2 separate regions of the Homo sapiens genome follow, and region 2 is linked to region 1. A link is a loop called in an ENCODE intact Hi-C map of the cell type or tissue named here. Cell type or tissue: Calu3. All regions are shown on one strand. Links, peaks and the distances in the headings refer to the core of each region. The heading gives the core; the rest is flanking DNA. Region 1 overlaps DNM3 (dynamin 3). Region 2 overlaps DNM3 (dynamin 3).

Evidence for each region. A loop is a pair of places that touch in the nucleus more often than their neighbours do. Peaks named below come from ENCODE experiments on the same cell type or tissue, not always from the same donor. Only the 100,000 strongest peaks of a DNase experiment are listed, where the experiment ranks them.
Region 2: it touches region 1 in a loop (1.9-fold over the local background); 1 of 110 quality-filtered maps calls a loop at or near these places.

What each region holds. Positions count from the first base shown.
Region 1 is chr1:172,158,060-172,174,259 of GRCh38, forward strand. All of the region lies in intron 14 of DNM3 (dynamin 3), which reads left to right. Among named protein-coding and RNA genes, the nearest start is that of DNM3OS, 21 kb to the left of the region's middle. In Calu3, for the core only: no CTCF peak of the experiment used is centred there; DNase peaks (open chromatin) are centred at 7,542 and 10,442.
Region 2 is chr1:172,246,892-172,263,091 of GRCh38, forward strand. It overlaps DNM3 (dynamin 3), which reads left to right. Exons shown (of 21, transcript NM_015569.5): 15 at 6,682-6,791. Among named protein-coding and RNA genes, the nearest start is that of DNM3OS, 110 kb to the left of the region's middle. In Calu3, for the core only: no CTCF peak of the experiment used is centred there; DNase peaks (open chromatin) are centred at 8,150 and 8,500.

The DNA.
Region 1 (16,200 bases), core at 7,505-12,504:
CTGGGAATGGGGTTGCAATGTTAAGTAGCATGGTTAAGAAAGGTGGTATTTGAGATTATATTGGCAAGCAGTGAGGAAGTAAGCATGCGGATGACTGAGGAAAGAGCCTTTCAAATGGTGGGAACAGTATGTGCAAAGACCCTGAGGCAAGAGTGTGCCTGGAGGCCAGAGGAGCTAGAATAAGGTGAGGGGAAGAATAGGAGTAGATAAGGTTGATAACTGGGACCTGCTTAAGATCTGAGTGGTACAATGATGGGCATGGAGAGGGGATCAGGAATGTACCAGTGAAGGTTTCTTGGAGGAGAAGGTAGATCTGGAAAACAGAGAGACCATGAAGAAGCATATGAAAAAAGGAGAACATTCCTGCTAGTGGGAAGAACATGAGCAAAGGCACAGGCAGTGGAAAAGACAGACCTAGAGAACATCCAGGATCGCCTGTCCAGAACAGACAGTGTGCAGTGAGAAGAGAGGGAAACAAGGTTGAATAAATGAGTGAGATGGATGATGGAGGCCTTGAAACCTAGGCAGAGGACTTTTGGTTTCTACTGATTAGAAAGATGTTTCTAGTCAATAGAAGCAAACCAATGAAAAAATCTAAAGTCCAAATTTAAAATCAATATATAAACTAACTCTCTCTTGCTAAAAGATACTGTTTGGGTTTGTTTTCAGAGACAAGTAAAGAATTTAAAGTTTTATTGATAGGTTTGATGTAAAATAGAGAAAAAGTTTTGATACTTAAAAAAAGTGTTTACTATTAAATAAAAGATTCCCTAATACTCTACTATGTGAGCTACAGTTATAAGCATTATGGCTTAATAAATTAGGTGTTACTTTATTAAAATAATAATCCTTTATGAATAATCTTAGTGTTGATAAAAACATGCTGGGGATCTTGTTCTCTTCTTTCTGCACATGATCAAGCTTTAAACCTAAGCGTTGTTTTGCTTGCTGCTATGTATGTATGATCACATACTCACAAATAAGGGGCAAAATGAGAGAGGCAGTGAGTCAAGTCATCTAAATGGTCACATTCGTCCTTTGGAAAATTATCTTGCAACTTGAGACCCATTGGCATTATTTATTAATTACTGCCTCTTTTTACATTCTACTTAATGCCAAGCTATGCAAAAAAGTTATGGTTGGAGAAAAAAGCCGTCTATGGAAAAGAACAAGCATTACCTGTGTGTGAGTCCTACTAGATTCATCAGACTTTTGTCTTCTTTGCCTCACACTTTTTAAATGTATTATCTTCAGAAAAAGCATTTTTACTTGAAAATAAGTTTGTGTTTCTGCTACAGCAAGTTCATCTCACATTGAGTTATTGTCCAAGACTGCCGTGGTAAATATAGTCTGCTCCACCTAGAACTGAACTTATTTTCATATGGATTGGTCCTCCTCAGAAATTTAGCATGTGTATAAACATGTTTCTTTAGCTTTCAAATGTGAATGAGATCCAGTGCTAAGTTGATTTTCATGAAATCTATCTTAAGAAGTAGATGATGTGACTATCAATTGTGTACAGGATAGAATGTTAGGAAACTTTTGATTCTATTCCTGCCTTTTATTTTGCAGCAGGAATTTGGCAATGTGTGTGCTCCCTCTGTTGTTGAGTTTCTTGAGTGTCTTCATGAAATAGATGCAAAATATCAGCTAATGGCCACAATAGATTTTCACTAAAAGGCTACACGAAATTATTAATTCTGTTTGTGCTGTAAAATGTGAATTACAGTCATGCATCACTTAACAATGGGAATACATTTAGAGAAATGCATCCTTAGGTGATTTCATCCTTGTAGAAATATCAGAGTGTATTTACACAAACCTAGGTGGTAGAGCCTGCTATATACCTAGGCTATATGGTATATAGCCCATTGCCCCTAGGCTATAAACCCATACAGCATGTTACTCTACTGAATACTGTAGGCAGTTGTAACACAATGGTATTTGTGTATCTAAACGTGCCTAACAAAGAAAAACTACAGTAAAAATACAGCATAAAAGATAAAAAAAAAAAAAAAGGTACACCTGTAAAGGGCGTTTACTATCAACCGAGCTTTCAGGACTGGAAGTTACCCTGGGTGAGTTAGCGAGTGAGTGGTGAGTGAATGGGAAGGCCTAGGAAATTACTGTATGCTACTGCAGACTTTAGAAACACTGTACACTTGGGCTACTCTAAATTTATGCAAATATTTTTTTCTTCAACAATAAAGTAACCTTACCTTACTGTAACATTTTTACTTTATAAACTTTCAAATTTTTAAAAACTTCTTGACTATTCGTAATACAGCTTGAAACACAGACATTTAACAACTGTAAAAAAAATTTCTTTTTTAATATCCTTATTCTATATTCTTTTTTGATTTTTAAATGTTTTTATTTTTTACTTTTTAAATTGTTTTGTTAAAACATATAGACACAAACACACACATTAGCCCAGGTCCACACAGGATTGGAATCCTCCATATCATTGTTTTCCACCTTCACATCTTGTCTTACTGGAAGGTCTTCGGTGGCAGTAACATGCATGGAACTGTCATCTCCTTTGCTAACAATACCTTCCTCTGGAATGCCTTTTCCAGGACCTGCCTATGACTGTTTTACAGTTAACTTTAGGACAAAAAACAGGTAGAAGGAGTACATTCTAAAATAATGAGAGATGTATAGTATAGTAAATATACAATTCAATAGCATAGTTGCTTATTATCATTATTAAGTACTATATACTGTATATAATTGTATGTGCTAGACTTTTATAAGACTGGCAGCACAGTAAGTTTGTTTACACCAGCATCAGTATAAACATGTGAGTAATGTGTTGCACTACAATGGCTATGAACCCATAGGAATTTTTCAGCTCCATTATAATTTTATGGTACCACCATTGTATATGCAGTCTGTCATTGACTCAAATGTTATGTGTTGCATGATAGTGACTTAAAATCCTAAGAATTACCTTATTAATAGGCTGAAACACACTGTGTAAATCAATACCAGTTTATTAACTTTGGTCCGATGGCTGGATTATTTACTCTTTTCTTCAGTGATTTTCATGACAGACTTCAGAATAAGTTTGCTAGTCTTTGGATGACCCTGGATTAGGCCGTGGTTTTCACCTCCTATATATTATTATTATATATATGTATATATTTTATAATAATATATATGATCCAGATACAAAGTGGTGCTTGCCATTCAGTGAAACAGTGGATAAAGAACAGAAAGCAGTTCAGGAGGAACAAACGAATGGCACTAGGAAGGAAGACAACAGAGCACTCGAATGTTATCATGGGCCGTTTCTCAGCCTAACTTCAGCATTATGAGACACTTATTAAGAATTTTTTAAAAGTTTATCACAGTATTAGAGTGAAATAATAGGGATATGAGATAAATCAACAGAGTGTTGCTGGAATGGGATAAAGAGAAGATAAAAATCAATCAAGAAAAATGCTTCCCCTTTGCTTGACATTGGTAATGAGACATGACTCCATTTAATACCTACATTTTAAGAGAGATATGAAAAATTTGAGAGGGGTACCACAAATGAGCAACTAAATGATTCAGGACTGCAATCTGGTAATGTAATTGGTGGGGGCCTGAGGAGGACTTTATGGGAAAAGGTGTTGTTTTGACTTGGACAGAAGGTTAATATCGACTTAACTGCCTCAAAATAAATTAGATTTCAGGGTAAGAAGGATGTTCAGCCACAGTTCATCTTCTGAGGTAAAATAAACAAACTAGTATAAACTGCTACCAGAGACATAGATTGAGCAAAAGAATGAACTCCATGAAATTGACTGCTATTGAACAAAGAGAGGTACCATCATGATAAGTTGTGGGTTTTCTTTCAGTGATTGTCTTTTTAAAATGAGATTTATCCGTTGGGGTTGGGTAATTTGGCTGTCTCGTTTTCTAAAAGTGTGATTCTCTAAGGCAATATTTTGGATAAAGTGTATTTGCCAAGGAATTAAAAGAGCTTTGTCTGACATTTGGTTAAATTTGTTATTTGCATACTTTAAAGCATTCATTCAACAAATATATATTAGACATGGACTTATGTTAGTAAATATTTTTATAATAGTAGGAAACATAGGAATATGTGCTATTATTGTCATTGAGAAACAATGTGTAATTTCTTGCCTAACCTCTGCTTTTGATTATTTATACAGTTTTTTCTAATGAGATAATTTAAACTTAGTATAATATATTGACGTATCTGTTGCTTTTGCTTGATTATCAGCTTTGAGATTTTCCTTAGAGAATGCATGATTTATAAGTTCAAAAAAACAACATTTTGGGTCAAATCATACACATAAGGGCTGCTTTCCAAACATTTGGCAGTAAATTCTGACCTCCTGATTAATGTCAAGTAGTTTACTTAATATATGATGTTGTCATGGTGACAATTACTCAAAAACACAAACATGGAAAGCAGAAAAAAAATAGAAAGAAAGAGAGATGGCTGACAGCTTTCTTATGTATTTCTCCTGCTTTAAACGTATTCCACTAAGGGGTAAGAAAGATAATTTTTCCTTGCATGCCTTTTTATACTTTTTGAATTTTGAGCTATATGAATATATTGCTAATTTTAAAGTGTTACATTATAATATTTTAAAATTTTAAAACAAAACTTTGGCTTTGTTTTATAAATAAAATCTCTTAAAAATTTTTCTTTTGAATTAAAAAATATCAGATTTCCCAGAATAATTTACTTCAATCTATTTTAATCTATACTGAGATCATTATGTGAGAGTATTACTCTTTTCTTTGTTTTCAGGGCTTTGCATAAGGTGACTTGAATAATATATGCAAAAGATATTTTGTGAATGAATACTTGTGAAATCTTTTAAATATTCCTTTAATACAGAAGCATATATTCTTTTCAAGACACTTACATAAGCCAGTTTTTGGTAGAATTCTGCCTATTCATGAAAGCAGGCATCCTTGAGACTTATTTTTCTTACAGCTTTACTGAAGTATACTTGACAAATAAAAATTATATCTATTTAAGGTGTACAATGTGATGTTTTGATATATGTTATGAAATGATGACCACAGTCAAGTTAATTAACATGTACATCACCTCACATCATTACTATTTTTGTGTGTGTGTGCAGTGGGAACACTTGAGATTGAGATCTAGTCTCTTAGCAAATTTCAAGTTTACAGTGCAATATTCTTTTTTTGTTTTTTTTTTTTTTTGAGACGGAGTCACTCCGTCACCCAGGCTGGAGTGCAGTGGTGTGATCTTGGCTCACTGCAACCTCCATCTCCTGGGTTCAAGCCATTTTTCTGCCTTAGCCTCCTGAGTAGCTGGGACTACAGGTGCATGCCACCATGCCCAGTTAATTTTTTGTATTTTTGGTAGATACGAGGTTTCGCCATGTTAGCCAGGATGGTCTCAATCTCTTGACCTCGTGATCTGCCCCCCTTGGCCTCCCAAAGTGCTAGGATTACAGGCGTGAGCCACTGTGCCTGGCCAATATTCTTAACTATAGTCACCATGCTGTACAGTAGGTTTCCGGAACTTAGTTTGTTGTATTACTGAAAGTTTGTACCCTTTGAGCAACACTTCCCCATTTCCTCCACCACCCCCAGGCCTCTGGCAACAACATTTTCTACTCTCTTTTTCTATGAGTTCAACTATTTTAGATTCCTTGTAAGTGAGATCATGCACTATTTGTCTTTCTGTGTCTGGTTTATTTCACTTAGCATGATGCCCTCTAGGTTCATCCGCATGGTCACAAATGGCAAGATTTCTTTCATTTTTAAAGCTGAATATTTCATTATTTCATATGTATGTATTTCATATGTGTATATGTATGTGTATATATGTATATATGCACATGTGTATATATGTATATATGCATGTGCATATATACACATGCATACATATATATACACACACACACACACACACACACACACACATCTCACATTTTTTTTTATCCATTCATCTGTTAAGTTGTTTCCACATCTTGGCTATTGTGGATAATGCTGCAATGAATGTGGGGTTGAGACTTTATAATGAACTAACCACTAACTGAGCTTTTTCAAATAAGAAAGTACAGTTGAAAACAACAGTAGCTTCCTACTTAAAGTAATAAAGGAAAAGGGGAGAGAATTCGTGTTTTATTTGTCTTTTTCCTTTTCTCTCTCTATTTTCTTTTCTTTTCTTTTTTTTTTTTTTTGAGGCCTTACTATGAACCAAAATAATATGACACAATCTAAGGTGACAGGCAGTGTTAAGGTCTGTGTTCAGGTTAGGGTGCTATTACTTAGTATTACAGCCAGAGGATCAGAAATACCCAAGTCCTCTGAGACTACAGCAATCACTTCCCCTATGGTTGCTGAGGATGCAATAATGGCAAAGAAAAGCAAAATAACACCTTGTTATTTTCTGGGGATTTGTCCCCAAATCTTAGTGCAAAAAACTCTGGCCAGCCAGGCCAGACCATGTATCTGGAGCAACCACTTCTCCTGAGGTGGTGAGGCATAGGTAGCTTCAAATCAAAGGAGGCCTTTACTATCCCAATGTTCATACCCAAGTTTTTGCGTCTTATCATATTCTAACCACACATAAAAGGACATCAGCCTTGACCCTAAAGATGCCAAGCACATGACGGTGTAAACCAGAGGGACAGCTATGCCTGTGTGTGCTGATCTTTTCCTGTTAATCCCTTTAGCAAGGGTGGCCCAATCTACCAAACCATAGCCACTCCTGCTCCTGGAGGACAGAGGCAGTGTATGAGGAAGGTAGTGGGAGTGGTTTTAAAGGACCCTTTTTCCTAAGGGCATCAGACATGGTAACCCTAGGGTGGTCAAAAGTGGCTGGGCTACACTGCAGTTCTTCTAGTCATTTGTTTCAAAGCCCAAAGCAAGCATGCCTCCTGTTTATACTAATGGCACATGTAACCCTTTTTGTCCTGAGGCTGAGTACTTGGCACAAACACAAGCTGGTCATTTTAACCAAGAGTACAATGTAGTCTGGAGATCCAGTGTTATTAATTGTCCATTTTCAGCCTATCTAAAGGAGCAATCTTAGTAAATCCACTTACATGTATGTGCATGTTAAAGACCTAACTGGTCTTTAACCTGATTCCTTTTTCAAAAATACAGCTTTACTGGGTGAAGTGTAAATGGAAACTCTCTACTATTCTTCCAATGCTTTGGTAAGTCTAAAATTATCTCAAAAAAGTTTTTTTAGAAAGTGGAAAATAAAAGATAGAACAAAATGACAATCTCTTTCAGGGGAAAAAAAGGTGAGAGTAACAGAGTAAAGATATTTTACTTTAAGGAAGTAAAGATATTTCTGCATGTTTAATATTTATACGCATACACAAAATACAGCTTTTATGATACCACACTGCTCAAAAACTCTTAGTGACTTCTTATAATTTATAGGTTGCAGTTCAAATTTGTTAGTCTTGGAATGTAAAGGTCTCTTAAATTGAGCCCCAGCCTACCTTCCCAGCATTATAGGTTACTATTATCCTGCTCCAGATCCCTAGCCAAACTGGGCTCCTCCCTGACCTCCAGCAGGGATTTCCCCTTCTACCTCATGAAATCTACAGCAACCAACGCTGCAAGGAACATTTAAATTCTTACTTCCTTCAAGAAGTCTTCCCGGATCACCTCCAACTCAAGGTAATACTTTATTCCTCTGTGACAAATGTTGCATAGAAATCTTTAATGCTTCTTTAAAATATATTATTTTTAATATTCATGTTATGTGCTTATGTCTCATCTCTCCACTAGAATTTTTAAGCTATTCAAAGTCAGGACCTTATATATTTTTTTGAATTCTTCACATTGCCTAAAACCTTAATTAATTAAGGAATCCCACAAACTTTTATCAATTATCTTTTTTGTGCCAGGCACTGTGCTGGGTGCTTGGAATATAAAGCATAATAAAAAGATTTCTTAAGGAAGCCTTTCTTGTTTCCCCCTGGCCAGCTTAGAGGGTCTCTCTTCCGAGATCCCATTGCATCCTGTCCTAATCACTATCTTATTAATACTCAGGGGTATTGCACCATATGGTTTGTGGAGTATGTGTCTGTTTCCTCCAGGATGCAAGCACCTTAAGAAGAGACACTTGGTCTTTTTTCATTATATCCCCTGAACTCAGAATAAAAATGTAGAAATGCTCAATATATGTGTGCTGAATGAGAAACTGCAGCTGAAAGTTGTGGTTGGTTAGTGGAATAATTATAGCTGATACCCTCAATTAAATAGGTGATTAGCTTTCAAACAAAATACATTCTTGTGATTTCTTTTCTTTCTCCTCTTCCAATTAATGTATATTTTTAATCATCATCACTAAAGTACCTCACGACATAAGTTTTATATATGCTGTAATATGAATACATTTGCCATCATAGTGATCACATCATATATAGGTACTACAGATATATACAAGTTTTTTGAATTCCAGGAACAAATGTGCACTGCCAATTTGATTATCTCTAGCTATAGGTATCAAGTTAGGATTAGACCTGGATCCCCTGAAGACAAGTAATCCAACGTGGGTTTTAATCTGTTTTTGAATTCTAAGTATCTAGCGCAAGCAAGGTGCCTAGAACATAGTATACAATAAAAAGTGTTTGCAGAATTAATTATATGAATAATTACATTTCCCCATCCTACCCAACATATTTTTTTGCTAGTCATTTTAATCTCATTTTTTTATCAAAGCTGCTAAAAAATAGAACTTACTCATTTTAATTTTCTACTACTCTTCCTGCCTTTTTGCTCTAAAATCCTAAAATGCCAAAAGTGGGAGCTTGAGACTAAAAAGGAGCAACAAAGATTTATGTCATCCAGAAGTTCATTCTCAGATCTATATAAATGGCAAAGCATTGCATTCTTTTTTTTTTTTAATACTTTAAGTTCTAGGATACATGTGCACAACATGCAGGTTTGTTACATATGTATACATGTGCCATGTTGGTGTGCTGCACCCATTAACTCGTCATTTACATTAGGTATATCTCCTAATGCTATCCCTCCCCCATCTCCCCACCCCATGTCAGGCCCTGGTGTGTGATGTTCCTCACCCTGTGTCCAAGTGTTCTCATTGTTCAGTTCCCACCTGTGAGTGAGAACATGCAGTGTTTGGTTTTCTGTCCTTGCGATAGTTTGCTGAGAATGATGGTTTCCACCTTCATCCATGTCCCTACAAAGGACATGCACTCATCCTTTTTTATGGCTGCATAGTATTCCATGGTGTATATGTGCCACATTTTCTTAATCCAGTCTATCATTGTTGGACATTTGGGTTGGTTCCAAGTCTTTGCTATTGTGAATAGTGCCACCATAAACATACGTGTGCATGTGTCTTGATAGCAGCATGATTTATAATCCTCTGGGTATATACCCAGGAATGGGATGGCTGGGTCAAATGGTATTTCTAGTTCTAGATCCTTGAGGAGTCACCACACTGTCTTCCACCATGGTTGAACTAGTTTACAGTCCCACCAACAGTGTAAAAGTGTTCCTGTTTCTCCACATGCTCTCCAGCACCTGTTGTTTCCTGACTTTTTAATGATCACCATTCTAACTGGTATGAGATGGTATCTCATTGTGGTTTTGATTAAAGCATTGCATTCTTAACTGAAAATTGCTGATTCTTACTAACAAAGGAAATCTCATTTTTTTTCCATATAATTGATGCCCTCACTTATTTACTTGGGACAAACAGGTACATAATTTGCCTTCATAGAATTATCAAAATCAGTGTACTGAAAATTTAAATGCAGTCACAATTATTTAGTTCATGTTGCTCCAAAATATCACATTAGGAACTTGAAGTAGAGAGACTTCGAGTTGTTAAACTGTGTCTTGATAACTCATATTACCACAGTAAGATTTTTTTTAAGTGCAATTTCCTGCAAAGTGGAGATTAATTCCTGACGCTTTGAGGTTTTGGGTTCTTCAGATAAAAGACTACAAAGGGAAAACATGAACATACCATCTCCGGGAGTAATTATACTCTTTAGCATTCATGGATGTTATGCTATTTTCCTCAACATTAGCACAACTTTGCCCTATTTCAGAATAAAACAAACATTTCCTTATGGCTTTAACTACCTATATCATAATTCACTGTGCAATAGCTTTCAGTGCTAGGATGTTAGGTAAATACTTGATTAATGAGTTACTTTAGATTACTAATCATTAAATATGGTCTCCCTTTTTTTTTTGTCTTTTCTTAAAATATTAACTACACTGGGAAAGCAAGAAAGCACACCTGCCATTTCCTCACTATGGGCTATCATTTCTCCTTGTATGTGTTAACACAGAGAATAAAGGAGAATCCTGTATATTTTAACAAAAGGTTTAGTGGTCATAGCAGGGTGAATGCTTTAAATAGGGCTGAGTATGCAATTGTTCTATTATCGAGACAATTGCCTGATTGAGAACAGCTCTCTGGAAAAGCTCCAAGTATGTGTCCAGATTACCACAGGGTGCTTGGAGTGATTAGAATTGCTCATGAGCAACCAAATGCTCTGGCTTGTCTCCACTAAGCAATTGAAGTATATGGGATCCTGAGAGACATGACTTAGTTGAAAGTATTCTCTTCCTGTTCTAGCTTTCTTTGCCTCACTGGAAATATTAAATGCACAGCAGACCTCTATACAGGAAGCCCAAATGCAGACATTAGGTTTGCAAGGTGTCCCCAGCCAACTCCACATGAGACAGGCCCCTCACACGGTCTTATTGCCTATAGAGTCCTGCTCTGATGAGAACTTTCAGACATTTTAAAATTAGGCATAGATTATCAAGCTGCACCAAATTGCCAAGTTGCAAAACCCGAAGATTATCAAGGGGTTTCTTGGTAAAAGATTATCAAGAAGGGGTTTCTACTATGTTGTAAGAGGTGAAACTTGGCATACATTTTAAGACGAACATGGTCCTTTTGCATTTGAATTTTCAAAGGTGCAAATAATTATAAGTCAGGGATGGTGAAAATAGTAGTAGTCTTTGGATATATACATTAGCTTTTTTCTTTTGAGCGCTCACCATAGTATATCTTGCTCAGTTATCATCACCATGCAATTTTTTTTATAAGACAGAATCCTTCCCTATTTCTGCAATTTGTTTGGAATGAAATTCCATATTGAGGGGATATTCCTCCATTGCAGATACTTTTAAGAAGAAGCCTCTCTACCAATTCTCCATCAACCTGAATGAGCTGAGTTTGGGTACTCTCAGAGCTTGAATGGGTCAAATACTCCTTTATTTGCCACTTGGGCTCCTAATTACCCCAAGTCCTGTCTTTTTAGCTACATCTCTGTGACTGCTGCTTCTCAGAAGAAAATGATTCATTCTGTTATTTTCATGAAATCATGAAGAATCCCATAATCTTTTCATCCTATCATTGGGCATTTAGTCTTAGGGAAAACAACATTTTGCCTAAGGGTGTTTGGTTTTCAAATGGTTGAGCCTGACTTTTTGGCTTCTAAGGCCATGGCCACTAATGCCACTGAGCCTTGATCAAATTGCCCTTAAAAATATTGTAGTTAATATAAGCCTTTGAGTTTGGCTTATATTAACTAGAATATTTAATTCTAGAAATTAATATTACTAGAATTAATAATAACCAGAAAGATCTAGGGTGACTTAAAAGAAAACTTCATGAACAAGATTGACTTACTAGAAAGCATGTTTGTAGGCATGAACATAGGTTAATATTATTCCATTTACTGGCTGAGTGATGTCAGGCTAAGCTGTTATTTGATGTGAACATCAGTTTCTAATAACTAAAAAATGGTTTGTTGTGATATTTAAATGAACTATCCATAATTTTGTTTCTTTTTTCTTCTTTTGAAGAATTTTGATTTTCAGTTTTAACATCAAGGAACCAAGGGCAAAACTTAACAGCATAATGTTGGGTTTTACAGTGTGCAAAGAAATCCCTTGAAGCTCTGTTTATAAACTTAGTTGCATTTTTTTCTAAGTATGTTTAGGAAGCAGATTTGGAAGGAGCTAGAGATCTATGCACTACAAAGCACTAGCTTCTAGATCAATGTTTTCAGCAGGGAAGGATTAGGCAGTAGAAGAATATCACATGAAGATAAGCTAGAGAGTTTTTTGTTTTGTTCTATTTATGTTTTAAATTCATATACATTGAACTTTAATATATGTTAAATACTTATTTTTAAGTCCTCTCAATATCAAGTGGAGGTGCCATTAATATTCCCATTTAGTAGATAAGGAAACAGGCTTGGGATGTCAGATATCTTGCCTCATGTCTCATGGCTAATAAATGGAGAAGCTGCTATGTGAACACAGATGTGCTAGACTTAAGCATTTAACAACAAAGCAGGAGGGTAAAGATGCACGGGGCCCACTCTGGAGTCAGGTCACCACTTACTAGCTGTGAAACTTGGGTTCTTAATCTCTGGGTCTCTTCAGTTTCATATCTATAAAATGTGAATGTGAATGAAAATAGGATTAAATGAGTTAATGTGTGTAAGGCTCCTAGTATGGGGAAATGAAATATAGTAAGAACTTCAGTGTTAATTGCTGTTGTCAGTATTACAATTGTTTGTTAATGACAGTCATTTTAGGGTAATCTGTTTAGAATTTATGAATGGCATATCACAATGCTGTTTTTTTGTTTGCTTTGTTTTTCTGACTGAAGGAGCCAGGGAGCATTTCAGTAGGCATTCTCTACATCTCACCTTCTCTAGTCTGCCCACAAATCCCATCATAAATTCTTGCACAGTCCATGTTTGAAGAAGACTGACTGGTGCATTGCACCTTTTTATAACTAAATCATGGAGAAGAAAAATTGCATTTCTGAGTTTCTAGGGGTCATGCCAACTCTGTCTTCATTTTATACTAAACTAAAAAATAGAGGGGAAAAAAGATCTGGCTGAGGTGATATTTCTATACTGTTAGAAATAGTGACGTTATTTTTCATGAGCCTGGAGTTTTTAACTTCTGCCCATTCTTTAATTCATGATCTCTTCTGTATGCTGGTCTTGTTTGTTTGCTCCTTTTCAACATAACTTCTGAGAAATAGAGATTGATTAGTTTTGTGCCTCAAAGGACATACCTCCAATTGCTCTAATAAGTCCAAAGGAAGATGTGAGGAATAGCACATAATTCCAAACAGAAGAGGGTTTGTAGCTGGTATGAATTAACTACTGATCTTGATTCTTCCTCCCTATACTTACTCTATATTACCTTCTTTATTCAAGTTCAACTATTTTGACTTTTGGGGACATGTAACAATAAAAATGCTTTCTTTCTAGTTATTATGATCATGTTATTGAATAATTCATTATATATATTTTTAAATGGAATTGAATGCTGTATGATAAAAGTATATGAATAGTTTTTGCATTAGAAGGCAGAAGAAAGTATGTGAGTTGAATATAAGAATGAGTTCCTCTGAGTAAAAAGTTACATTTCGGAGAGGTATGACTGCACCTACCTATTTACTACAGAAAATAGGTTAGCTGTGCATTTTATCCAAACTTGTTATTTACTTGTCATTTTCCATTTAAAACAGTTAGGTAGAGTAGCTGTATACTGTCTACAACTGCTGTGCAGAAAGACCTCAGTGCCAGCTTCTCCTTGGTGTAGAGTGAAGAGATACAATCATGCTTTGGAAAATGTGTTGATATCAACCTTAGACAGAAGGGTTAGGCTGAAGACAATCTCTCACAATGATTGTAAAATTGACTTAACCAATACTTACCGTGTGGTTATCTTCAGTAGTGCTAATTTCTGTACTCACAAGATAGATAGAAGTAAATAGGACAGTGTCAAAAAAATTTCTGTAAATAGTAGTTATTGAGTCTTTATTCTCTTCATTGCAGAGGGAAGCTGAGAAAAGGGGATGGGGGATTATATTCCAGACACAAGAAATCTCCAGTATGGAGGTTTGGGAGCATCAAAGAATGGGACTGGAGAACAGCACCTGGTGCCTGTTGAGTAAGAGGTGCTTGCTGCTTATTGAATTGATAAATATTTATTGATGGAGTAAACAGGGTGCTGTGAGAAGAATGATGGGAAACAACCCTCTGGGATGTAACAGGGAAAGGGTAGAGAGCCCCCTAAAGAACTGAAACTCCATCTTCTCAGTAAGTAGTTAACAACTTGGGTGCTGCTGCCTAGTGAGGAAGCCCAAGTTCTTCATAGGTGTGTCTCCAGGCCTTCACTTATTCATTTTTGTTACATCTGCAAATACAGTAGTCCCCCCTAATTCACAGGGACTACATTCCAAGACTCCGCATAGATGCCTAAAACCACAGATAGTACTGAATCCTATGCATACTATGCTTTTTTTCCATCTGATAACCGAGACAGCTACTAAATAACTAACAGGTGGTTAGCAAAGACAGCATGGATACGTCGGACAGAGGGATGATTCATATCCCAGGTGGGATGATGGGAGATTTCATCATGCTACTCAGATTGGTGCACAGTTTATAACTTATGAATTGTTTATTTTTGAAATTTTTCATTTAATATTTTTGGACCACAGCTGACCACAAAAGAGTAAAACTTGGGGAAAGCAAAACCATGAATAAGGGGACTACTATACTTACTACTGTATTGATATCAGCCTTATGCTGAGTTGGTGGGTCATGTGACCAATAGAGAAGGGTACAGTTCTATGTAAATCAGAGATAAAGATAAGACACAAGATGTGATGTAATGCCAAGCCAACCACCAAAGAAAAACTGCGGAATTTAGTGAGTTATTGAAGCACTTCCCATCCCGAGTAGGCAGGACAGCATGTGTGGTTGGGAAAACATTTCTTCTTAAACAAACGGTGATGCAGTGCTGAAGAGCTACTGAAGGAAGAGTATACACTCATTTCCAGTTTTTCCAAACTTGGCATTTTTAACCATTGTTGGCCTTTTAACCTCTTTTAGTAATTCTATCTATCATTTGTGCTATGCACATAAAAAGATAGTAAGCTACCATTACAGGTGGTGAATAGCTCTGGAAGGGGTTTGAGCAAGGAAACAATTTTATGAGGCTTGTATTTTAGAGAGATTATTCTGGTAGAGGTGTGAAGGATGGATTGGAAGGAGGAAAACTTGGAGAAAGGGAAAACATTTCAGAAGTGACTGCAATGTGTGAAAGATGATGGATGCTAGAACTAAGGCACTGACGGTGAAGATGGAGAGCCAGGGATGGAAGAGGGATGTTAAAGTAATAGAATTGATGAGCAGTTGCTAAGGGAGTTGAGAGAGAGAAGAGTCAGGGATGACGCCAAAGTTTTTGTTAAAGCAAGTGAGCAGAGTGGCAGTGTCAATAACTACATAGGGAATCTAGAAGAAGATGCAGGGGGTGGGGATGTTAAATGTAATAATTATTTCAGTTTTGGATATACTGAGATTTACACACATATAAGTCATTCAGGTGAAGACATCCAATTGAAAATACAAAACTTAGTCTCAAAAGAGAGCTTTTTTTTTTTTTTTAAACAAGGTCTTGCTATGTTGCTGTGTTGCCTAAGCTGGTCTCAAACTCCTGACATCAAGCAATCCTCCCACTATAACCTCCCAAAGCACTGGGATTATAGGCTCAAAAGAGAGCTTGAAGTCCCCAAATGAATCAGGGAGAAGTCTAATTTCAAGGAATGATTTCAGGGTAAATTTAAAAAGGAAAGAAAATTATGGTTAGATTTACTTCTCATTAAAAGTATTGAAGTTTAGGGTTAATAGTTGAGATAATTCTTAGCATTAATGTTTGCCTTTCAAGGATTTAATATTCATTAATTTTGCTTGGCCTATAATTTTATATTTTGCGGTGAACATAAAGCATATTCATCCCTAACTGGAGATCTCTGCAGCTTAAGTCTTCTGGATCATATATGGCCAGGACCAAGCCAGGACAATAGTATTTAAAAGCCAAATACCTAAGAGGAATACCAAACTAGAAATCCATAACTCTGGAATGCCAAACTTGAAATTATGATGAGTTACTGGTGATACCATAGTAGTATGTTAATAAGAAAATAGTATGTTAATAATAGTATGTCATAATAGTATGTTAATAAGAAAAACTAGCTCTGTTGATTTCATTGACTAGAAATATAAATTATGTTATTCTTTATAAAATATACACTCTGCAAAATGAAGACTATGCTTTAGAATATTAGAAAATATTTCTTAAAAGTACAGTAGCCGAACCTGAAACAAATTTGATGGTTGAGTATAGAATGATTTTTTTTTC
Region 2 (16,200 bases), core at 5,779-10,778, 87 kb after region 1:
AAACATTCTGGCCACAATGCATCAAAGAAAAAAATGAGACTTTGTTAGGAAAAATATTGATCAACATTATTATCTCTTGAGCAACAAGCAAATTATAATAATTGAATACTCCATGGTATCTCATGAGTTTTCAGTATTCTGCAAAAACATTTATCGTCCCTGGGTGAGGAATCTTTTTAACTTGGACATATCTATGCACTACTGTCCTGTCTTTGGACTGAGTTCTTGGTGGCATAGTCATTCTGTTACTCCTCTGTTGGCTGGCACAGTGGTACTTCGCGTGTGGTCTACGCACGTTTTTGGTGCGGATGTGTCAGAGAAATGTTCCATTCATTGCCAGGAGAGTAGTGTAGCACTGAGAGAGGACAAATAAATATCAGTTTCTCAATAGGAGAAAAAGACAACAATTAGGAGTATAAAATATGGCAAATACAATAATAGAGAACACACATGGAATGTTATATGAGTATAAGAAGGGGGTGGTAAAAACTAGGAATCTTTGTTCTAGTGAAGCATAAGTACTCTCTGCAACATAGAATATTCTGTTAGTCTGTCATAGAACCTGTTTGTAATTTGATTATTTGATAGCTTGAGAAAGATTGTCATGTTTCAGAATGTTAGAGCAAGCAAGTGAAGAATTTAACAAATATCACATATTTAAAAAATTAATTTGGTGCCATTAGTGCATATTTAAAAAACATATTTGGTGCCATTAGCGGCTTTTTCGTATGTTAATATTTCTCTTTATTACTCTATTATTATTTCTTATTTATTTATTTATTTATTTATTTATTTATTTATTTGTTTATTTTGAGACAGTTTCGCTCTTGTCACCCAGGCTGGAGTGCAATGGCGTGATCTCGGCTCACTGCAACTTCTGCCTCCTGGGTTCAAGTGATTCTCCTGCCTCAGCCTCCCAAGTAGCTGGGATTACAGGCATCCACCACCACACCCAGCTAATTTTTGTATTTTTAGTAGAAACAGGGTTTCACCATGTTGGCCAGGTGGTCTCAAACTCCTGACCTCAGGTGATCCACCCACCTCAGCCTCCCAAAGTGCTAGGATTACAGGTGTGAGCCACCATACCTGGCCTTTATTCTTATTCTTATTCTAATATAATCTCTTTTAAGTTCTACCATTTTTGAAAACTTTTCATCAGTTCATATCTCCTAGGAGCAGAATCTATGCTTTTTTTTGTATGCTTTTGAAGTATATTGGATTACCACAGTACATTTATGTGTTAAAGGTTTGTATGAATCAAATCAGAGATATTGGTTTAGGTTAGTAAAACTTCATCTAACAAACTGTATGATGCTAAGCAAAATACTGTAAGTTAATTTAAAATCAATCTTTGAAGCATTAAAACTAAGTGTTTTTATTCACCTCTGGTTAATTTTTACACAATGGTCTAGGTAGGCCCAGCATGTTGGGGTTTTATTTATTATGGATCATCAGCAGTCAATGTTTATTAAGCAATGTCTGTATATACACCAATGTAATAACTGTTACATGTAAACACAAAAGAATGATGACATAATCTTTACCCTCAAGGAACTTCCAATCTGTGCTTGAAGAGGCAAGCTAAACATAAATAAAGATTGCCATGCTAGATCGCCTATGACAAAAATTGTGGAAAATTTGAGAGTTATAGAAGAAAAAGGTCTATGATGTGCTATAATCAGGAGGTGGCCTTGAAATAAATTTCAAGGCCACAAGAACCTGCCTTCTTTCAGAGAAGGCGTTCCTGGCAAATAGAAGACAACACAAAGGCAGAGATAGAAATAAACATGGCAATCAGTCTAGACTTTGTAAAGATTTAGTAGTCAAAAGCAGTGTCTGTCAGTTAAGCATTTCATATAGTTTTCTTCATAGAATTTTTACTTGATTATCATATATATGTGACTATCAAACATCTTAATCAACACCTGGCTTTGGTTGTCAGACATTTTCAAATCAATTCAATAATATTTATAATATACACTGTAAGAATTTTTATGCCTAGCATCATGCTAGGCATTATATAGAAACAAGGAAGGACTCATAGTCTTACCTTTGAAGATGTTGTTGCTTTAATAGAAGAAAAGGTATGAACAAATACAATAATTAAAGCTGTCATCAAACCAAGGCTACTCAAATAATTCAAGTTATGAAACTCCCTATGTATAAATTGCCACGTGAATAAAGTCCTCCCAGTCCTTTGCATATGCAGGTCCTTTGCATATGCAGGAGCTATTCCCCCACACACCTGATCCTCTGCTCATACCCATTGTATCTCCTTCTAGTGCCTAAGTTATATTGATGGTGCTCTGCCAGCTAGAGACCATCACTGCGCACTTGCCAAGCCCATACCTATCTCTCATTGACTCTCTGGTTTCCTTTCAAGGTCAGCGAGCACATACTGTAGTCATCCCATAATTCCCACCTTCTACCACCTTGGTTCCTCTGCCTTTTACTACTCATTGTTCAGTTACTTCCACCTCAGACCCCTTTCACACAAAGATGCACCCTTTTTGGACCTGATCTGTTTCTTCCGTTTCTTCTAACTCTTGCCAAGTGAATTCAGGGAAAGAACACTACACTGATGCTCTCATGTTCCCTCTCTCTTTGAACAAAAATATCTCTATCATCCTGGATGCCTCCCATAGAAATATTGCTGGCGACCCTCCTGTATTGAGGAAAGATACTATATTTAAATATGAAGAAAAGAATGGTGTTGAATCAGTGACCTCAGCCTCTGAAGCCTTTGAAAGTATGCAGAAGTTCTTTTATGAATCTCTATTAAAAAAATCTTTCTCTAGAAGTTTACCAGTGCTTCCTTCAAAATGTCTACTCAAGATAAAATGTTTAAAATATCAAATTTCATTTCTTATTTATTACAAAAAAATGCTGTAAATTTTTGTTTTTCTCCATAACATAGAATATTATCTGTTAGTCTGTCATGAAACTTGTTTCTAATCTGATTATTTATTAGCTTGAGAAAGAATGTTATCTTTCAGAATGTTAGAGCAAGCCAGGGAATAATTATAACAAATATCACATATTTTAAAAATAAATTAAAACAACTTAAACAACTATATTGTGTAAGCTTATATAAACTGCTTAAACAATATATAAGCTACTTAAACAAGAGAGTTGACTGAACATTCTAAATTCCAAATGAGCAACGTTCACATAAATTTTCAAATGTAATGCACTTATAAATTGAAGCTGTCTCGTATAGTTTGAAATGAATAGAATAAATAATACCTATTATATTAATATAAGGGAGAGAGATGGGAGGTGACAGAAACAGACAAATGGTTACAAGTTTGAGAAAATCTTTTGCACAGAAAGTAGAACTTGAACTGAACTCTGAATACTAAACATTGCTATGTTAGGGAACTATTGAAGGAATATCTCAAGTTGGGAAAAGATGTATTTGGAAAAGATGTATTTGGTTGAAACAGAAACTTCTTATGGAGGAGAAAAGAAGACATTGGCCAATCAGGATTGAGCCAATTTGTAAGTGTTTTTAAACCTCTTCACATTAAAGAGGTTAGTGGATTTTCTTCCATAAACAATGGAAAGCTATTGAAAGTTCTGAAGGATTGCAATGAATTTGACAAAATCGTTTTCAAAAATCATCTTCTCTGGTGATGTTAGAGAAATTGGAAGGCAAGAGACTAGATAGGAGACCATTTGTGACCACATGCTTGTGAGATGCCAGGGACCTGGAATAATGTTGTGGGAATGTCAAAGGAGGGGAACTAGGACAAACTCTTCAAACACGATGTGACAAAGTCTTGAAGTAATAAAGGAGGCAAGAAAAGACGATGGGTCAGAAATGATAGTGAGGTTTCAGATGGGGTGACAGGGAGAATGAAGGATAAACCTGATAGCAGAAACAGGGAGGTCAGAAGGAAAAACTGTTTGGATGGATGAGAGGAAGGAAAGAGTTAAGTACATGGGGTATTTAGTGCTATCAGTAGAAATTTAATGGAACTACATATGTCATTTAAAATTGTCTGACAGCCAACTTCAAAACAGTAAGAAAAAACAGGTGAAATTATGTTTAATAATGCTTTGTTTACCCCCAATATATTCAAAATGTTATTTCAACATATAATCAATTAAAAAGTATTACCAATATAGTTTACATTCTCGTTTTAAGTTTTTGAGATCTGGGGTCTATCTTGCATTTCTAGCTAATCCCAGTTGAGCTACATTTCAAGTGCTCAGTAACTGCCTGTGGCTAGTGGCTACCATATTGGGCAGCACATTATTAGGCAGTCATAGAACTGACAAAAAAGATTTAGCACACTTCTTGATTAAGATGATGCTAAGACTGTATTTTGGAAATTATAATTCTGTATATTATTTCTCCTTCTCTATTTCTTTTGTTTATTTTAGCTATTTTAGATTCATGATGTTCTTTTAGCAGAACATCATTCTTTCCCCAAAGCACCAAGACTTTTTAGAAATATCCATGATATACTTTTTTATTGCCTAGAGTTGCTGCTGTCTCATTTAATTCTCCATTTGACTTACAACTTTAATAAATACATGTCTGAATACATTTTCTTCTTCCTTTGTCAGTCTTCAAAGTTTTGATTATGAAATAATTTAGCAATGTGTCCTCAAAGCCTGGGATAAATGACATTTAGTACTTTGGATATGAGGACCATTTTTCATGTTCCCCAGGCTGCATATGTGTGTGTATTTCTCTCATGTTTAATATCTGGCATAAACTTGCTGGAGTTTTGGTCTTCACGATATGCTAAAGAATGCAGTATAAAAGAGAGCCTACTTCTATAGAAAACAAGCCAAGGACATTGTGTTCCATCTTTACAATGAAATTCAGATTTCCCATTAAAAGGCAAATCTATCATTTCAAAAGGTTGAATAGGATGGTAGTTTAAAAGAATCCAGCTGCTTAAATTTAGGGCACTGAAAAACATTCAATAAAAAAAATGTTCCCTGGGTCTCAAGCATTTTCATTTGATTATGTATTGGATAGATTTTCATTAGGCCTAGAATTTTGCCTCTTAGAATTCTGTCCTAAAATAGTTTGACAACTGTTTTGAGAAAGCTGGACTCAACTATGGTATCTCATTTACGATTAAATTATGTATTTGCTGTTTAGAATATTCTTGTGTTTGATAATATATTCTTAACTTTTGTTGTAGAAATATTGGACTAATTTTGCAGTGCTTTACTTTTTCATGTTTATTGTTGAGCCTCTCTCACTCCTATTTAGTTTCCTTTATGTTTCTTCTTTTCTTTGGAGACATTGTCAGAACAGCTATTTTGTTCTCTAAGCGACTTCCTTCAATGTTTTCAGTCACCTGTTCACACGTGACTTTATTTTTGTAGCCAAGTAGAATGCTACCTTTTTGCTATTCTAATGTGCTCTGCCCAACTTTTTTCTGATTAATTTAGGAGTAGGAAGTGGAAAGGTGGGTGATACTCCCTACAATACAACATGTTACCCACAAACTGATTAGGGAGCACAGAAGAGCTCTATGCTATGCAGCTGAGCTACAAATTCTTAAGGAAGTAGTCTATATGCTGTAGGAACAAAAGGATTTATGTCAGACATATTTGTATGATGCACGTATTTCCCATGGGCATTAATAGTCGTTTATTAAAAGTTATGACTAAGTCTCCATTCTCTCCAGCTCTGGACTTTAGCCCTGCTCTCTTTCACGGGTAACACCAGAGATGTAACCTGGGACCATACAGAGGACCATGGTTAACAAGGGCAGCGCTTGTTATACCCCTGGTAATAGGTATTTACTAGGTTTCTTAAATTGAGTATTTGGCTCTCTCCTACTGGTTGTTAGGCATTTTTACATGTAAATAATATTGCCCGTGGGCCAGTCCCTAAAAGTAAATGTTTCCAATAATTTTTTGGCATCCAATGTTTTACTAACACTAATTTGGTCGCATTTGCAGACCTTACCTCTTCAATGTTCATATTCTTCCTAAACAATTGTTTATTTTGAAAGAGAGTTTGTTCTAGTCAATATCAGTCCACTTCTAATGAATTTTTCCCCAAAGAGCTCAACAATTTTATGGAATAATTCTTTTTCAGAATTCATATTTTATTCTAGACCCAAATGAGCAAGTACTTTTTATGCTTTATCATAGTTTATGGGGGGTATTTCATACTGGGGTCCTGTGCTTCCACTCCCCTGCCAACACTGGCTATCAAAACTGCTTAGGCTGCAAATAAAACAAGAAATGAAATCCATCTGGCATTTCTCATTGAATTAGGACCAGAACATTTTTGTTAAATATTAACAGATGGCTAAAGTCTTAATATCAAACTAACATTTAAAAACATCTAAAAGGACCCACATGAGGGGGAAAGGACGGAGGACCATGTGTTTTCTTCATCTCAGAGCCCTTCCTGTACACCATTCCCCCCGCCATTTTTCCAACCACATGTTGAGAATCACTGGGGCCTCCTATCTCTAATAACTTTTATTCCTTAATAGCTGGTATCAAAATGGCATGTGATGATATTATCAAGATAGTGTAATCAAGTGTTAGCCAACTCAGGTGATGTGTTGCCATTGGCATGCCTCAAGATCTTTTATTAAAGTCAATTTTCTGTCTCTCCTCTCCTCTCCTCTCCTCTCCTCTCCTCTCCTCTCCTCTCCTCTCCTCTCCCTCTTTTCTTTCTCTCTCTTATAATAGGAAAAAGAAAAGAAGTACATGCTTCCCTTGGACAACCTGAAAGTTCGGGATGTGGAAAAGAGCTTTATGTCTAGCAAGCACATCTTTGCACTCTTTAATACAGAGCAAAGGTAAGAAATTGAAACAGTTCCTGTCTTCAGATTTTTTTCCTTGAAGTTCTACATGATTCAGAGATCATATTTGAAAATAGTTCCTTTGGTCACACCTTGAAATTTGTCTGCTCTTCAGTTTTCCTTTCATTTATTTTGTATTTTTAAATTCCACCATGGGTTATGGCTTCAAAATATAAAAACTCAGACTAAAAAAGATCTTCAAGTGTTAACTAATTATTTCTTGCTTTTCCACCTGGCATGAAAATAATTCTTCATCCATTTTTTTTTTCTTTTTGAGACGGGATCTCACTTTGTCATCCAGACCGGAATACAGTGCTATGATTATGATTCACTGCAGCCTCGAACTCCTGGGCTCAAGCAATACTCCTACCTCAGCCCTCTAGAGTAGCTGGGACTACTGCGTGCATGCCACTGTGTCTGGATAATGTTTTAAAAATTGTTTTGTATGCAGTTGACCTCAAACTACCTGGGTGCAAGAGATTCTCCTGCCTTGGCCTCCCAAAGTGCTGGGATTACAGGCATGAGCCACTGCACCCAGTCTGTCTGTTCTTAAAGCTACATTTTGTTACCTTAAAGTCTTTCTTGTCCCAATATATTGTTTACATACTTACAAACTACTCTATGATAATTTTTAAAGTATCTGTCTAACATGAATGGATATCACTTAAGCTCTTCTTGAAGAGCGGACAAATTTCATATACTATGACTAAATTCAGGGAATAGAATTATTCAGTTATGGCAAATAAAAATGTATAGTATTTTACAGTTTTTCAAAGTGCTCTCTACATTCATTGTCATTGGTTTTTGTAACAATTGCCTTTGAGATCAAAAGGATACAGTTACAAATAAGAAAGCGTAGGCTCAGGGATGCTAACTCACTTTCTTAAGGTCATAAAACTGGTGCATGGGGGAGCTGGAACTTGTATTAGGACTTCCTCTAAGTACACTTTTCCTTCCACTCATTTTCCATTGTGTGCTTATTTTGTTCTGCTGTTCATGTGCAGTATCAAAACTGTATTTTGAGCTGACCATCACAGAGTGCCATGATCTTCACTGAAACTTAGCAGTAAAGTTAAATAAGCAAATGGAGAGGTAAGAGAGGATGGACTAGAGAAGTATAAAAGGGGTACAACTAGGAAAGGATAATAAAGGAGAGTTTTTCCAAATGAAAATGTTATAGGAAAAAGCTAATTAAAATTTGTGTGAGTCAGTTATTAACACAGTAAGTCATTAGGTAACAGAATCTAATTTTAACCCATTTTTTGAGGCTGCCTTTTATCTTTATTTAGCAATGAATGAAGTTACTTGATTAGGTTCAATGACTGGCCCAGGGTCAATCACACAGTAAATTAAAATAGCAAAAGAAGACGTCTTCCTACATTCCCAGTCAGTTGCTCAGAGTGACTCATAATACAAAAATACTTAGTAAAACCACAAAGCAAGCCATTTAAAGAATCGACAGGAAAGAAAATTAAGTACAACTAACTCCCCTACCAAATATTCAAATGGGATTTTTGAAGACAGTATTATTTGAGAGCAGCTTATGAAAACACACTGAAAATAATAAAGAATAAAAAGGTTTTCTAGAGAGAATAGTAGTGAGTCTGCCACACTGCAGCCAAGCTCAGTACTAGTTTACATGCCTTCATCAGAGCAGCAGAGACTCAGGAGATTCTAAAGCAATCATCAGAGGTGTGCTCAGCCTTCTTGCCTAGATGCAGAGTGGAACAGGTGACTGCCAAACAGGAAGTCAAACAAAATTGAATCCATGGTCAACCTGAAAAGTTCAGGTTATAAAAAAGCTGGGTGTAAGGTAAAAACAAGGCTATGGTAGACTATCATTTTTCATAAAATACAACTGTGGATTTTAAAGACAGCAAAAGTCACCGAAATAAGGAAACTGTGGACTTTGAAAAATCTAGATATTTTGGGATCTTGGAGTTCTAAAAAGGTATTGAATTCTGCTGCCACTTCTCAGTGACCTCAGTGAGTATATAGATGTACCCACATTGGCCATTGTCTTCTCCTTTGAAATGCTGATTCCTTTAAATCATTTTTGTGCTGGCAAGGACCTCCAGTGCAATGTTGACCACAAGCTGGAATCCTTGTCTTATTTCTCATTTTAAGGCTAATTTAAGGATGATTTTAAAAATTGTATAGTGAAATACCTTTTGATAGATGTCTGATATCAGGTGAAGATTTCTTGTGTTTCTAGTTACTAAGGTTTCTGTTTTCATTTTTAAATCATGCTTAGGAGTTGAATTTTATCAACCTCTCCACCTGGAAGATTGTATGATTCTTCTTCTTTAATCTGTTCATGTGGTGAAATATACTAATAGACCTTCTGATGTTAAACCATCCTTTGTCTCCTGGGATTAAATTTAGTTAGGTCACAATGTGCTATTCTTTATTATGAGTTCTTGGTTTAAGTTTGCTAGTATTTTAGCAAATGCTAAAATGAGTTAGATTGGCCCATAAATTTCCTTTTTATATTATTTCTGCCTGGTTTTAATATCAAGGTTCTGTTAGCTTCATAAATTGAGGTGAGAATAAGTCCTTATTGTTCTTTGGAACCCTTCATAAAAGGTAGGGATTAACTATTAGCTGACTGTTTGGTGGAAGTAACCTGTAAAATCATCTGGCCCTAGGAAGTATTTTTGGTAAGTAGGCTTTTAACTAGTGATTGAATATATTTAATGATTTCAGATTTATTTAGGTTTTCTGTTTGTTCCATGGATCCATTTGAATAATTGTATTTTTTCTAGAACATTGTCCATTCTGTTTTGCTTTAAATATATTGCACCAACTATTTCTTAATATTTTATTTTTCTAAGTCTCTGTTGTATCTGAAATTTGACTGATTTTTATTTCTAATATTAATCCTTATCTTTTTTTATGATCACTCTTGCTAGAGTTTTGTGTCTTTTCAGAGAACCAGTTTGTGGCACTTTTGAACATCTATTGTGTATATTTTTTCTATTCCAATAATTTCTGTTCTCTTAATTATTTCCTTCCTTGTATTTTCTTGTGTTTACATTTTAGGTCTTTTCAAACTTCTTAATTTAGATGTGTAGCTCATTAATTTTTATCCTTTCCTTTTCTTATATATCTGCATATAAATCTATAGATTTCTCGCCAGGTAGTGTTTAGCTGCTTACTACAATTTTTGAAATTTAACAATTTTATTACCATTCAGTTCTGTTTCCTATTCTTCATCATGTTTTTTTTTTTTTGAGCTATTTAAAAGTGTGTTTTACATTTTAGAATGCAGGGAATCTTATTGTTTTGTATCATTGATTTCTAACTTAATTGTATTGTGACCAAATAATATGGTCTAGTACATGATGTTAATAAATATTTCACATATACGTGAGAAGAATGTACATTTACTAGCTTGGAAGTGTAGGTTCCATGAGAGCTGATTGGATTATGCTTGTTAATTGTATTTTGCAATGTCTATAGTCATTATCTTTTCTTCATCTCAAATAATTCCAACATTCAGCAAGTATATATTAGGCAGCTGTTATGTGCCAGATACTGTTCTATGCTTAAAATACACCTGTGAATCAAATAGACAAAGACAATTAAACATTTTAGATACTATCTAGAAAGGGGAACAGGCGGGGAGACAAATAAAAACTCACAAAGAATCTTATTTTATCACATGAGCATTAAAAAGGTCGCTTTGTGATTGTGAGCTTGAATAAGCCTGCCAATTTTTGCTTGAGGCCAATCTATGTTATTAGATTCATACAAATTTAGTATTGTATTTTCCTGGTGACTTAAAAAATAATTTTGTGACAGCCCTCTTCATTCCTAATAATGCACTTTGCCTTAAAATTTATTTTGTCTTATGTTAGTATAGCTACACTAACTTTTTGGTTAATATTTTTTATTGATACATAATATTTATACGTATTTATGGAGTACATGTGATATTCTATTACACGCATAGCATATGTAATTATCAAATCAGAGTATTTAGGATATTCATCATCACAAGTGTATATCATTTATGTGTTGAGAACATTCCAAGTCCTCACTTCTAGCTATTTTGAAATATACAATATATTGTTGCTAACTATAGTCACCATACTCTAGTATTGAACATTAGAATTTATTCCTTCTATCTAACTGTATGTTTGTACCCATTAGCCAACCTTTCTTCATCCTCTCTCCCCAACCCCCACCAACACACACACACACACACACACACACACAGACAAACAGACACACACACAAACACACACACACAAACATTATTTCCACCGTCTGGTATATATCATTCTACTAACTACCTCCGTGAGATAAACTTTTTAAACTCCTATTTATGAGCAAGTACATGCAATATTTGTCTTCCTGTGTTTGGCTTACTTGACTTAACATAGTGATTTCCAGTTCTATCCATGTTGCTGCAAATGACATGATTTTATTCTTTTTTTATGGCAGATAGTATTCCACTGTGTAAATATACCACCTTTTCTTTATCTATTCATCCATTTAGAACATTTAGGTTGATTCCATATCTTTGCTATTGTAAATAGTACTACAATAAACATGGGAGCGCGTGTGTCTCTTTGATATACTGATTTCCTTTTCTTTGACTGAATACCCAGTAACGAAGTAGTTCTAGTTTTAGTATTTTTAGAAATTGCCATACTGTTTTCCATAATAGCTGTGCTGATTTACATTCCCACCAAGAGTGTATGTTCCCTTTTCTCCACATCCTCACCGCCATCAACAGATTAAATCTCATTACTCATTATTGGTTGGTTCAGGTTTTTTATTTCTTTCTGATTCAATCTTCGTAGGTTGTATTGTCCAGGAATGTATCCATTTCTTCTAGGTTTTCTAGTTTGTTAGTGCATAGTTTTTCATAATAAGCTCTGATGTTTTGTATTTCTGTATTAGTTGTAATATCTTTTTTATTTCTGATTTTGTTTAAGTCTTCTGTCTTCCTGATTAGTCTTACGATTGTCTTATTGATTTTATTTATCTTTTTAAAAATGCAACTTTTCATTTGGTGATCTTTTGTATTGTCTTTTTCATCTCCATTTCATTTAGTTCCACTCTTATCTTTATTATTTATTTCCTTCTATTAATTCTGGGTTTTGTTTGTTCTTACATCTCTAGTTCCTTGAGATCCATCATTGTATTGTTTATTTAAAATCTTTCTATTTCTTTTGATGTAGGCAATTATTGCTATAAACCTTTATCAGCACTGTTTTCACTTTATTTCATAGGTTTTGGTACATTGTGTTTTGATTTCTGTTTTTTTCAAGAAATTTTTAAATTTTCTCCTTAATTTTTCTCTTGACTCAATTGTGATTCAGGAGCATATTTTTCACTTTCCATGTATTTGTACTGTTTCCAAAATATCTCTTGTTATTGATTTCTGTTTTTATTCTATTGTTGTCTGAAAAGATACTTGATATGATTTTGATTTTTAAAAATTTTTTGAGATTTGTTTTGTGTCCTACTATATGGTCTACCCTAGACATGTTCTGTGTGCTGATTAAGAATAATGTTTATTCTTTAGCTGTTGGATGAAATGTTTTGTAAATGTCTGTTAGGTCTATTTGGTCTAATATGCAGTTTAAATCCAATGTTTCTTCGTTAATTTTCAGTCTAGATGATCTGTCTTATGCTTAGAGTGGAGTGTAGAAGTCCCAACTATTCCTGTATTAGAGTCTTTCCCTTCAGGTCTAATAATATTTGCTTTATATATCTGGGTGCTCTGGTGTTGGGAGCACACATGAGGATACAATCATTACAATCATTATATCCTCTTGATGAACTGACACCTCTTTCATTATATAATAATTTTGTCACTTTTTATTACTTAAAGTCTGTTTTATCTGTTGTAAGTATAGCTACTCCTACTCACTTTTGAGCACCATTTACATGGAACATCTTTTTCCATTCCTTTATTTTCAGTTTATATATGTCTTTATAGGTGAGAATTTCTTGTAAGCAGCATATAGTTAGATCATTTTCAAAAATTCATTCAGCCAGTCTATATTTTTTAAGTGCAAAGTTTAATCTGTTTACCTTCAAGGTTATTACTGACATGTGAGGGCTTCTTATCATTTTATTACTTGATTCCTTATTGTTTTTTATATCCTTTTTTCCTTTCTTTTTCTCTCATAATTTATCTTTGTGGTTTGTTGGCATTCTGTAGTGGTTACATTTAAGAATTTTCCCTTCCTTGTTTCTGTGTTTGCTCCACTAGTGGTTTTTATATTTGCATGTGTTTTCATAATGGTAGTTATTATTCTTTTGCTTTTGGGTGTAGGTCTCCCTTAAGTATTTCTTATAGGGGTGGTCTAGTGGTGCTGTATCTCTTAGCTTTTGCTCATCTGTGAAAGACATTATATCTCTTTCATTTAGGAAGGATAATTTTGCTGGGCATAATATTTTTGGCTAGCACATTTTTTCTTTTGGCACTGTGAAGATATCATCCCATTCTCTCCTGTCTTGTTAGGGTTCTGCTGAGAAATCTGCTGTTAGTCTGATGGGGTTCCTTTATATAGGTGGCTAGATACTTTTCTCTTGCTGTTTTTAATTTTTTTTCTCTTTGTCTTTGATTTTTGAGTTTGGCTATAATATGCCATGAAGAAGACCTTTTCAAATTGTATTTATTTGGGGATCTTTGACTATATAGGAATGTCTAAATATTTTGCTAAGTTTTGAAGTTTTTAACCTATTATTTTATTAAATAGGTTTTCTAATTCTTTCATTTTTTTTCGTTGTTTCTTGGGACACCAAAATTTGAATATTTGGATGCTTTATGATGTCCCATATGTCTTGAAGGTTTTAATCTTTTTGTTGTTGTTGTTTTTATTTTTGTGTGACTGGGTTATTTCAAAAGATCTGTATTCAAGTTCTGAGATTCTTTCTCCTGCTTGTTCTGTCTTACTGTTGAAGGTTTTGAATGTATTTTGTATATTATTCAATGAATTCGTCAGTTCCAAAATTTCTGCTTTTTAAAAAATTATATCTCTTTGATAAATTTCTCATTCATATCCTGAATTGTTTTTCTGATTTCTTTGTATTGTTTTTCAGAATCTTCTTTTTTTCACCCATTTTAAATATATACTTTAATGAGTTTTACAGATATGTACAGTTGTTCAGCCATTAACACAAGATATGCAACATTTCCATGATGCCCCTTCTTGTGTCTCTCTGAGCTTCTTTAGTGATAGTATTTTTAATTTTTCCCTAGGATTTAATGAATTTCCCCTCCCTCCCTTTCTTCCTTCCTCTCCTTCCTTCCTTCCTTCTTTTGAGACAGGGCTTCACTCTGTCACCCATGCTGGCGTGCAGTGATTTGATCATAGCAGCCTCTACCACTGGGCTTAAGTGATTCTCCCAACTCAGCCTCCTGTGTAGTTAGGACTATAGGCACATGCCACTATGTCTGACTAGTAAATTTCTTTTTATTGGGATCTGTTGCTGGATAATTATTGTGTTCCTTTCAAGGTGTCAAATATTCTTGCTTTTTCATCTTTCCTGTGTTCTTATGTTGATATCTACACATCTGGTATAACTGTTGCTTCTTCTAATTTGTTTGAAATTGCTTTTGAAAAGGAGAACTCTTTTCTGACATGTATCTATGGTATTGGTTGGGTAGGGTACTTTGCTTTTGAATCTGACTATGCGTAGTGGTGTAGTCTCTGTATGACTTCTTCATTTGTAGACAGCATCAGTGGTGTCTGAGACTACCTTGGTGGCTTAGAATGCAGTTGTTATTAGTAGAGGCTATGAAAAAGTTTTGCTGAGTACTATAACACTAGGTGGGCTAGTCTTTAGGCCCCAGGCCAGTGTGCACTGGTGCTGGTGTTGGTGGGTCCAGGAAGGCCAATTCTTGTGCCTCCAGGTTGCTTTCTCAGATGCTGCTAATGGCATCAGTGGGTCTGGCAAGTGAACAGGTTCTTAAGCCCCTGGGCAGTGGATGTGGCATGGGCAATGGCAGTAGCAATGGTGGAACATCCATCTGGGACCCAAGTGGTCCACCCCTGTGGTAGCAGTGGCTGCAAGAGGTTGGGTGGGCTGGCCCACAGACTTTCAGGTGGTGTGTATGGTTGGGTGCCAGCTGTGGTGGTAGTGCAAGTTGAATATGGCTGGTCTCAGACCCTGGGAGAAGTGCTTAGGTGCCACAGGTGGTCAACTGGCCTGGATGATCTTCAGGCCCCTGGAAAGTACATGCAGGTGATGCTCAGGCCCCTGGAAGGTGTGTATAAGTGATGCCCGTGTCCCTGGATGGTATGCTCAGGTAAAGGGGGAAGGAGTGGAGCTGAGCCAGGTGGACTTGCTCTCAGACCCCTCAGTGGTACTGGCTATGGTAGGCAGAAGTAGGGTGATCCCCAGACCACTGGAAAAATGCTTAGGTGAGAGCAGAAATGGCTATCTGTAGCCCTTCTACTGGGAAGCCTATGGTTGCTTTCCCTGGGTGGAGCCATAAGCTGGGGGCTGGGAACATGGGCTTCATTTGTGTCTTGGCTCCGCAGCAGCTTAAAGCAGTGGTGGTTGTGGGCAGTGGCATTTGTCCTTGGGGGCATATGAAAAGGTGTAGTTACCCCTCTGCAGAGGGCCACAGGTAGGTATGATGGGCATGGGATCACTGTCTGTGGCTCCTGCCTTAGCCCTGGCAATGGAGTAGAATGCAGCTTGGTGGGGTGGGGGCTGTGCTCTCAAAATGGCGTATGCAGCAGTGCCTTCATGTGGTCTCCAGACAGCTCTCTATGTTAGTCTCAGAACTTGTAAGGATTGAGGTGTTCTCTCATGGCTAGGACTGTAGGAATCTCCAGCAGAAACATGGTCTACTGGGGGTCTCTCATTCACACTTTCCCCACATTAAGGAGCCACTCCAGACCCTCAGCTGATCCAGCTGAACTGTTTCCCTCTCCTTTCTTGCTTTTGGTGCTTCCTGTCACTTCTCTGTTGAATTCCAGTGTTCTCTCTTAGATTATCTACTCAAAGTATGATTATCCACTCATTATTTTGGTTCTTTTCCATGGAAGAGGCAAATACCAGATTGATCTAGGCAGCCATCTTGAAGCCCCCTCTTTGTATTTGAACAGGCCATGATATACTTGCGTGTCATTTTTCTTTGCTAGTGGATAGACTTTTTTTAGTCTGTCTTTTCTCTGAGGATGTGACCTTTGGAGGTTCCTGGATTCACCCAAGATCTTATTATTATTATATTTTGTGGACATTAAAATCAAAACCTTTTGGTTACTGAAACTGATGCCATCCAGTGGCAAAAGTTAGAAAAGATGTATTTCCTCTTTTGCGGGGAGGAGGCAATTGATAATTCTTTTATTTTGGAGCTTTGGCATGTAAAATAATGTTTTTCATATGTCTTATAGGAAATAGTTTTTATTCTCTTCCTGCAGTTTTGGCT